2 separate regions of the Homo sapiens genome follow, and region 1 is linked to region 2. A link is an interaction called in ENCODE POLR2A ChIA-PET data of the cell type or tissue named here. Cell type or tissue: IMR-90. All regions are shown on one strand.

Region 1 (5,000 bases), 66 kb before region 2:
CTTCTCAAAATTCTTATCTGAATTGCATCTTTTGCCATATAAGATAATATTCACAGGTTTTGGTGACAAGTGTATGCATCTTTGTGGGGGGTGGGGAGATGTTTTTCTGCCTACCACAGTGAGTGAATGGCAAAGTGACCACTGATTTTAGGGTTTATCTGCCCCCAGAGCTCTGAGTGATACACATTTGTGGCTGTACATCCTTCAGAGCTATAAGCATTATACTTCTCAACATCTTTTCTGCAATGCTATTTCTAGGCTCTGGTGGGGGTGGGTATTGGAGTCATAACTAAGAATTTCTGGACCCTTTGATTCAGAAGTTCCATTGCTGAGAAGGCACCTTACAAACATGGTCATGTCATCCCGAAGACCCACAGATTCGCTCATTCTTTACAGTAACCACAAAAGGGGAAACTCCCTAAATATCTACCCATAGGGGACTGGTTAAATAAAATGTAATATCTCCTAAATGGAATAGTCAAGCTACCATTAAACATAATAAAGTAGATCAATATGTAGTGATATGGGAAGATGGCCATGACGTGTTATTAGAAGGAAAGAAAAACATTACTCATTCTTAGGATATTAATAAGAATGTGTGTGTACACATGTGTGCAGCTATTAACAATTAAATAAAATTAAAATTCAGTTCCTCAGTTGCACTAGCCACATTTCAAGTTCTCAATAGCCATATATGGCTAGTGGCTACCATATTGGACAGCACAAATACGGAACATTTCTGTCATCTTGAAGTTCTACAGGATAGAGCTGCTCTATGCTAAGTGGCTAGAAAGAGGCCTTTCACTATGTTTGTTATAGAGTTATGTGAATGCTTATGTTTGTTATAATAAATGACCAAGTATGCTATTATCAGAAAAATAGGGGCACATAGAGTTTCCAAGGTAACATTCTATTTCTTAAGTAGGTACTAGTTCATCATTATTTATTTATTAGTTATTTTTTTTAATAGAAACAGGGTTTTGCTTCGTTGCCTAGGGTGGAGTGCAGTGACATGATCACAGCTCACTGTAACCTTGAACTCCTGGGCCCAAGCGATCATCCTGCCTTAGCCTCCTCAGTAGCTAAGAATATGGGCAAACACTACCATGCCTGAATAATTTATTTTTATTTTTATTTTTTGTAGAGACAGGGTCTCACTACATTTCCCAGGCTGGTCTCAACCTCCTGGGCTCAAGCAGTCCGCCCGCCTCAGCCTCCCAAAGTGCTGGGATTATAGGCGTGGGCCACTATGCCTGGCCTATTATTATTATTTAAAATGTATGTTTGCGTGTGTATAAACTTTTAAAGTATGTTTCATAATGAAAATATTTTGAAATATATAGGAAAAAAGAAAAAAGGAATCTCCTGGCAGGCTCAACAGTGAGCCAGGCGTGAGTCTGGGACACTTCCGGCCGGGGCTGAAGCCCTGACCTGACAGCTTTCCAAGCTTGGCCAAGTCAGGCGCCTGCTCAGGCCTCAGTTTCCTAATTTGTGACAGACTGTCTGCTCCATCTGCCTTACAGGACTGAGGTAAGACTTAGAAGCACACCATGTGTAGAAAAACACTTTCAAACTGAGGAACTTGCTACACAGAGATGTAGGGTCAGTAAATAAGGTCATGAGTTATTAAAGGGCTAAGGAGGCAAGCCTGGGTGCACTGTGATGGGGATGGCGGCTCAGAGGACTTGTCTGCTCCTCAGTGGAGTATTTCCAGACGCTACTGCGTCACCAGAAGCAGAGGGAGCTGCTGTTGTATTCCCACTGCTATCATGGCTTGGCAATTTAGAAATAACTACGACAACATGATTTTATTTATTGAACGAGCTCTTATGTAGCACTTATTTGCCAGGTACAGTTCTAAGTGCTTGACAAATATTTATCCATTTAATCCTCCTCCAACCCTCAGGTAGTCACTCAGGGTCATTTCATGTGGGAGGAATTTGAGACTCAGAGAGGTCAAGTAACTTGATCAAGGTCACACAGCTCATAGGGAGTGGGTGTCTAAGGCAGCTGTTCTTTCTCCTTTCATCCTTTCTCACCACTCCTCTTGCCCCATCAAATATGGTCATAGAGTTCCTTATGCCAGCTTATTTATCTCAGGGGCATGAGATTGAACTTTTGATAGGAAATTTAGTTCCTAACTTAGTGGCTTCAATTCTAGTTTTCTGGCTGAGTTTGGTAGCATGGAAAAGTGGGAATGGGCTGGAGAATGAGGCACCAGTCAATGATCTGCCACACACTAGCTGTGTGACTTTGGGTAGGTTACCTAACTTCTCTGATGTTCAAGTTTTCTTTTCTTTTTTTTTTTTTTTTTTGAGATGGAGTCTTGCTCTGTTGCCCAGGCTGGAGTGCAGTGGCACGATCTTGGCTCACTGCAACCCCTGCCTCCTGGGTTCAAGCGATTCTCCTGTCTCAGCCTCCTGAGTAGCTAGGATTACAGGCACGCCAACACGCCCAGCTAATTTTTGTATTTTTAGTCGAGACAGGGTTTCACCGTGTTGGTCAGTCTGATTTCGAACTCCTGCCCTCGAGATCTACCCATCTTGGCCTCCCAAAGTGCTGGGACTACAGGCATGAGCCACTGTGCCCAGCTCAACTGGTATTTTGTGAGGGTTGAGTAAGTTTATGTATTGTGACAATGCTTGGCTTCATGTCAGCCAGGCAGCCGATGCCTTTTTTTTTTTTTTTTTTTTTTTTTTTTTTGAGAGAGAAGCCTTGCTTTGTTGCCCAGGCTGGAGTGCAGTGGTGCCATCTTGGCTCACTGCAACCTCCACCTCTCGGATTCAAGCGATTCTCCTGCCTCAGCCTCCTGAGCAGCTGAGACTACAGGCACGCACCACCATGCCCGGCTAATTTTTGTACTTTTAATAGAGACAGGGTTTTGCCATATTGACCAGGCTGATCTCGAACTCCTGACCTCAGGTGATCCGCCTGCCTTGGCCGGGATTACAGACGTGAGTGACTGTGCCTGGCCTAGCCAATGCCTTCTTAATTCTTTTCCTTCATCTTTTTCTTTCTTTTCTTTCTTTTTTTGTTTTTTTTTGAGACGAGTTTCGCTCTTGTTGCCCAGGCTATAGTGCAATGGCACGATCTCGGATCACCGCAACCTCTGCCTCTCAGGTTCAAGCGATTCTCCTGCCTCAGCCCCCCGAGTCGCCGGGATTAAAGGCATGCGCCCCCATGCCCGGCTCATTTTGTATTTTTAGTAGAGATGGGGTTTCTCCATGTTGGTCAGGCTGGTCTCGAACTCCTGACCTCAGGTGATCCACCCACCTCGGCCTCCCAAAGTGCTGGGATTCCAGGCTAAGCAGTGAGCTTAGTCTTGAGGATATAGAGGTGAATAAAGCCCGATGCCTGTCTTCAAGGAATTTGCAGAATGGCCTAGGTGGGAGCTGGGGAACATGCTCAAACAGGTGTCGGGGAATAGCTCTCACAGTCCTGGCTCTCTTCCTGCCTCGAGCACCTTGGATGTGTTTCTTTGCTTCTTTGCTATACCTTTGTCATCTGTCAATGGGACCTGGACTGGCCCCACTCCGAGGCCCCATCTGTTCTGTCATTTTCTGACTTGTCAGATATAGGTCAGGACAGGCCCGCGCCTGCCGGGCCAGCGCTGTAGCAGGTGAACCCAGGGTGTATCAGCGTTTCCCTTTAGGCCACTCTTGTCAATGCTCCCAACGGCCTCCTCCTTCCTCCCTGTGCTGCTCTGGGGAGGTCTCTTGGCTCTGCCCGGCAGTAGGAACAGTGGAGACAAAGACAGCTTCACATTCTCTTCAGCTGTCAGGATTGAGAGTGGCGGATTCGGGAGGAGAAAAATGAGTCAGTGGCAACTCGTTGTGTGTGACTGTGCAGTTTATCTGAGTCCGCGGGAGCCATAGTCGTAGGCTGAAAATGACCCTTATTTAAGAGAGGCTGAGTGCGTGGTTGTGGCTGCCCAGGCGCTTTGCTGGACTAGGCAGCCTGGGAACACTAACTGAGAAGTGGACGGGGACAGGAGCCAGCCTGCGGTCCTCAGTGTCTTACAGTTTCCTGGAGAAGTGGATGTTTCGGCAGGAAGATGGTGGGTAAACACCTGGAACGATCCATTCTGCTCACTTTTCTACTTCCCTGTACCAGTGCCATGGAATGAGAGGCAGCTCCATTAACTCGTTTAAGATCCTCATAAAGGGAGTTAATATCCTGTAATTACACAGGTGAATTGCATTTAGCAGGTCCATTTGAAGAATGGCAGCGAAATGGATCCTGTCTTAGTAGTGTGACCTTTACTGGGTGAGTTAAATCCCAAAGCTAGCCAATTTAAGGATATGGAAGGACCTTCTGTGGCTTTATTTCTTCATCACCTCATTTTTTGGTTTGTGTAGATCTTTCCACGTTGCAGTGGCATTTATGAAGCTGCTGAGGCCTTCTGAAACTTGACAGCCTGTTATGCTTCTTTTGTTAATAAAGTTTAACAAAACTGTTGAACTCATTCTGAGCAGGGGGTGAAGGGGCAAAGACTGTACAGGAAAACAGGACATAAGTCTGCTTTCCTTAAAAGAAAAAAGTTAAGAGACAGGACAAGCCATTTCTTTTCTGCCTCTTCGTATTACAAGTTCCTTGTTGCTATGCCTGTTGCCTGCAGATAGCTGCTAACACCTCCCGTGCCCTCTCGATGGCTTGCCTCCATGCCCATCTGAGTGGCTTAACTCACTCTTCTGACCACAACAGCATGTTTGATTTGGAGGTGAGACTTCGGTTCCTCCTTCTTCAAGTGCTAACCAGCTGGAGCTGCAAAAATCTTCTCCCCTGGCAACCTGAAGGTTGACTTAAGGCTAGAATATCTTTTTCTTGCATCATTAGTTTTTGGGACATAGCAGAGTTAGCTGGTGAGAGAGATGGCAGTGAAAACACTTCTGGGCTAAACCTACTAAACCGTCAAGTAAAAAGTGACTATGAGATTCGTGGTGTTTCCTTTTGTCCTTCACTCTGCTGAACTCTAATTCTCGCCTTTTAAGTCATTCATT
Region 2 (5,000 bases):
CACCTACCCTAGTTATCTGTGGGCCTTGGATGGGCAGCTAGAAGAGCAAGGGTCTGGAGAGAGACAGACCTTGTTTGAGTCCCAGCTTAAACTACCTTCTATCTATATGACCTTGGGTAAGCTATTCCCTCTCTGAGACTCAGTTTTCTCATCTGGAAAGTGGAAACTGATACAATACCATGACTTAGGTTCAGTTTTGGGGGGGATTCAAAAGATAAAATGTCTAGGTTTAGCACAGTTTTTGGAACATGATGAGAATTCAAAAGCAGCAGTTTAGGCCGGACGTGGTGGCTCACACCTTTAATCCCAGCACTTTGGGAGGCTGAGGCGGGTGGATCACCTGAGGTCAGGAGTTCAGGACCACCCTGGCCAACATGGTGAAACCCCGTCTCTAGTAAAAATACAAAAATTAGCTGGGCATGGTGGTGGGCGCCTGTAGTCCCAGCAACTCAGGAGGCTGAGGTGGGAGAATCACTTGAACCTGGGAAGCGGAGGTTGCAGTGAGCTGAGATCACACCACTGCACTCCAGCCTGGGTAACAAGAGCAAAACTGTCTCAAAAAAAAAACAAAAAGCAGCAGTTTTATAATTAGTATCCAGCCTTCCTGTGTCTGCCTCCTTGGGGTGATCCATGGAACCTAGCCTGTTCTTTGATGATGCTAAAGGCTGTTTGAGTCCAGGAGAATTGACTTGAACAGAACATAGGTCTGAGACCCTTCACCTGGCAGGAGATGAGGGCCATTGATAGTCGTGGTTCTGTATGATTTGCAAGATAGTCCTGCTACCTTGGGTTTGACAACTGAGGTAACTCCCCAGTTATCTCTTCCTCTGGATTTCAGCTTAGGAAGACTCTTTTATATCACCTGTTGGCATGGGAGAGGCCACTCCTGCAGGAAGCCAGGGTGCTTCTTTTGGAATGCTCAGGTCCTCAGAGGACATTGATTGAAAGGGAATTTTAGGGCAAACCCAATGAAGCTCAGGCAGCAGCTGAAAAACACACCAGATTCCCTTGACTCTTATCTGTCAAGGAAAGTCTGTTGGTGACCACCTAATATGTGGGGTAGGGTTGGTTACAGGCAGGATCTGGCATAAACAGGTAAAGTTGCAAGAGAAACATTTAGGTATCACCAGATTCCTCCCTTGCATTGTGGCAGGGCTGCACCTAAGAGCTGCTCCTAAAGGTTGAGCACCTTGTTCTTTTCCCCCAGTTGGATTAGGAGCTTTTAAGCACCAATACCCCCTCCCCAATAACAGTCTTTGCTGATTTTTCTCTTGCAGCCAGGCGGCACTCCAGGGTCCGGCCCAAGGTGACTGTCCTGAACTATGCCTCCCCGATAACCGCAGTCAGCCGGCCACTGAATGAGATGGTCTTGACCCCACTGACAGAGCAGGAGGGGGAAGCCTACCTGGAGAAGTGTGGCAGCGTGCGGCGGCACACGGTGGCCAATGCCCACTCGGACATCCAGCTGCTGGCCATGGCCACCATGATGCACTCGGGCCTGGGGGAGGAGGCCAGCAGTGAGAACAAGTGCCTGCTCCTGCCACCCAGCTTCCCCCCGCCCCACCGGCAGTGCTCCAGTGAGCCCAACATCACTGACAACCCTGACGGACTGGAGGAGGGGGCCAGGGGCAGCCAGGAGGGCTCGGAGCTGAACTGTGCTTCCCTCAGCTGAGTCGCCACCCCTGGGCCTTTCCATCTCCTGTTTTGCAACCAGGATGAGGACCCCTCCATCTCCGTGGATTACTGAGGGGGGCTCTTGCTTTATGCGATGCTGCCTTATTTCCTTTAGGGTACTGTCCTGGTCAAAATGACCTAAGGGGAAACCGTTGTTGTAAACCTCTTTATTTTGGTGACTGTGACCACTTCTTTGTAGCCACCAATTGTAGTGACCAGTTGCCTAATGGTCACTTTCTGACTCCAGCCTTGCCAGCCTGACTCAGATCCTCATCTCTGGGCCTTTCTCCCTCCGATGTTGGACTGCCTGATGCTCCCAATGACATATCCAATGCTCCTGGCATTTCTGGAGCAGGAGGTTGTCAGGACAACACATATAACCACCAAGGATGTGTTGGCCTTTGGAGTTCCCCTTTAGGTTCCTAGTGATGTGGAGGTTTATGGGTGAAAAATTAGTGGAGAGGGAACTCCTCTCCCCCATTTTGTGTAGAGTGAAAATAGCCTGAAGCCCCTACTCAGCAGGGCTCTGGGAATGTGCCTTCCTTATTTTAGTTTCAGAATTGCTGGGAAAGTTACCCCACTGGTGGGTGAGGATCTATCCTCAACCTACATCCAGATCCTATGTGCTGCTTGCACAGAGGCCTTTGGCTTTTGACCCAGGAGGGCCGCGAGGCTGGAGCTGCCCTGTCTTTCATTGAGCCTTAGCATTTCCCTCTCAGGCTTCCTCTCAAGCTCAAGGAACTCACCCCCAGATAAGAAGCTGGTGCCTCTTGTCTCTCTCATTTCAGAAACGGACTTTCTCATCATGCTTTCCTATGGTGGGTATGAGGGGCCAGCTGATACCAACCAACTGGCCTGTATCTATCTATCTGGATTTGACTTGAATTTTTAAAATGTGTATCGTTTAAAAAAAAAAATGTTTGCAAATTTTGCACATAGGATCTTGCACTGTTCATTTTCAGTGGGGTGAGTCTTCACACTAAAAACACAAGCAGAGCTCCTGGGAAAAGAGACTGGAAGTGGTTCAGGATAAAGAGATCCATGGTGGGCAGGGCTGTTAGGTCACAGAGCTCTAGAAGCAGCTGGACTTGAACCCACAATGGCTTGTGTAAATTCGTAAATTTCATGGTTTCTAGGAAAAGCTGCATTGGGGTGGGGAGACCCAGTTTGCCTCATAGGCAGAGGATTCTCCAGGAAGCATGGAAAATGGAATGTTTCCATGCTTTACAGTGCTGGGAGAGAGGGGAGATGTGGGCAGGACCTTTTGGAAGGATGTTTATTCTCTGTGGTTAAAGAAATGCTGAGAATTTCTAGCATGTGAAGCACTTGGGGGCAGCAGGCCTTGGCACGGTGCTGCATCCTTCTACTGCTCCCTCCAGGTCTGGGGGCTTTTATCCACCTTGAATCCCTATCCTCCTCTTTGTAGTTGTCGGTCTCACTGATAACAGCTCCAGAAAAAAAGACAAGGCTCCCCCTCTGACCCTTCCTGTTGGTATTTATGAAATCTCAAAGAGATGAGCCACCTTGGCTTCCAATATGGCAAGAGGGTGCTGGGAGAAGGTGAAGATCAGTCTAAGCTGCCACGGTGATGAGACCTTCTCATTATGTAACTCTTGATGGCATTTCCCTTCTGAGTGAAGATTTGAAATATGATTGATTAGAATTGTGCTCTTGATGGCTGGGAATTTAGAAATTTTATTTTAAGAGTTATTTCATTTTCATCCTAAGAGTGATGGGAGAGAAATGTCCAAAAGAGATCTGCTGATCTGCTGAGAGTTTCAAACAAACAAAAAAATAATCTCTATGTATGTGTTGGATAAAGTCTACAGACTGACTAACATGCATTAGCAAATGGAGCATCAGTAGGTAGCAACATGATAATTTATGTAACTGATAGCTTCTGTCCTTATTAGTACACTTAACATTTGAGACTAGTATTTATTGATCCAGGCAAAGTAATTAATTAATCATGCTTGGGCTTACTTTTTCAGTTTGTAAGGTTAAGCATATGTGCATGCGTGCGTGTGTATATAAATGCCTTTTCCATATCTTAAATGTCCCTGATGAGGAGAGCAGTCATCAATTAAATATATAAGCTCTTAAAATGAGAATGGAAGTGTCAGTATAGACCCAGTGTACTTAAGTGCTGATGACTGTTAGCCAGTTTACAACTTTTTACCATCGATGTACACATTTGATATTTGTGCAGTAAATAGACTGTACCTATAAAAAATTTTATTGATGTTTATGGTCATGTTAGCTATCAGAGAGCTATTGGAGTGAGAGCTGAGGTGTCCTTAACCACTTTTTCTCTCCTAGATTCATTTTCATTATTTATGCTAGGATTTTCTTATGGTTGACATTTGATGACAGGAAGCAATCATGACTCTTCAAGTGAGCTCACAGAAACCTTTCATGTTGTCTGTTTCCAAAATGGATTCAATAAACAACATTTTGTCCATGTTACCCTATTCTCATGCTGGGTGCCCCAGGGGTGTCTTGATCGAATTTGCAAGTATAGCAGTCAAATCAGATCTTTTTTTTTTTTCCTCAAATTAGATCTTGATGCATCTTTCCCTCAAACTCCCTGCCCCAACTTCTGCCTCCTCTTTTCTTGTTGCCTCTACTCCACAGTCAGACAGCAGCCTTAGCTCAGCCAGTCTTCCCTGGGTTTTGTTTGCAATCCTGGACTGGATTGGCAACTCATTTCCTGGAGAAACATATTGTGGAGCTAGAAAATACTGAAAAAAGTCTGAGAAGCCAATACTTTTTCTAAAACCAGCTTGGCCTTTCTTCCCAGAGTATTTGACCTAGAGGGAACAGTTACCATATGTACTCATGGATGATCTCATATATTCCCCTCTGATTCTGTTTGGCAGAGGAAATTTATGTTTTACTCTGCATAAATACTTCTAGGAGGCTTATAGCAGCAACAGTCTGAGACCGCTAAAGACTTAATAAGAGCCTTTGAAGAGGTGTGACTGATTAGTCATCCTGTAGGGTGTAAAAGGAGAGTGTGTATGTTTTGGTTGAGCCTTTGCAGGTCATAACTATGGTAAATAACCACTGAGCATTCTGCCTCAACAGGTTTCATGTCATTAGTGTGCCCATGACATAGCAGTGCACCATCATATTCATTCATCCACCCATCTACCCATCAAACACTTGTGGAGTTTCCATTGTGTGTAGGCGCTTTTCTTCGTACTAGGGATACAGTGATGGACAAATAACCAAGGTGCCTGCTCTCATGGAGCTTACACTATAGGGGGGAAGGCTGGAAATCAGGTCAACACAAGCATCACAACTACCAAACAACACTGGATGAA

The links. ChIA-PET counts read pairs that join two places held together with the same protein. Peaks named below come from ENCODE experiments on the same cell type or tissue, not always from the same donor. Only the 100,000 strongest peaks of a DNase experiment are listed, where the experiment ranks them.
Region 1: POLR2A ChIA-PET joins it to region 2 with 7 read pairs; 11 of 35 experiments call an interaction of 5 or more read pairs at or near these places.

The regions. Positions count from the first base shown.
Region 1 is chr11:36,394,771-36,399,770 of GRCh38, forward strand. All of the region lies in intron 1 of PRR5L (proline rich 5 like), which reads left to right. Among named protein-coding and RNA genes, the nearest start is that of PRR5L, 100 kb to the left of the region's middle. In IMR-90, no CTCF peak of the experiment used is centred here; no DNase peak of the experiment used is centred here.
Region 2 is chr11:36,461,065-36,466,064 of GRCh38, forward strand. It overlaps PRR5L (proline rich 5 like), which reads left to right. Exons shown (of 9, transcript NM_001160167.2): 9 at 1,278-4,140. The coding sequence ends at 1,672. Among named protein-coding and RNA genes, the nearest start is that of TRAF6, 47 kb to the right of the region's middle. In IMR-90, no CTCF peak of the experiment used is centred here; DNase peaks (open chromatin) are centred at 2,907 and 4,477; H3K27ac peaks cover 414 bases.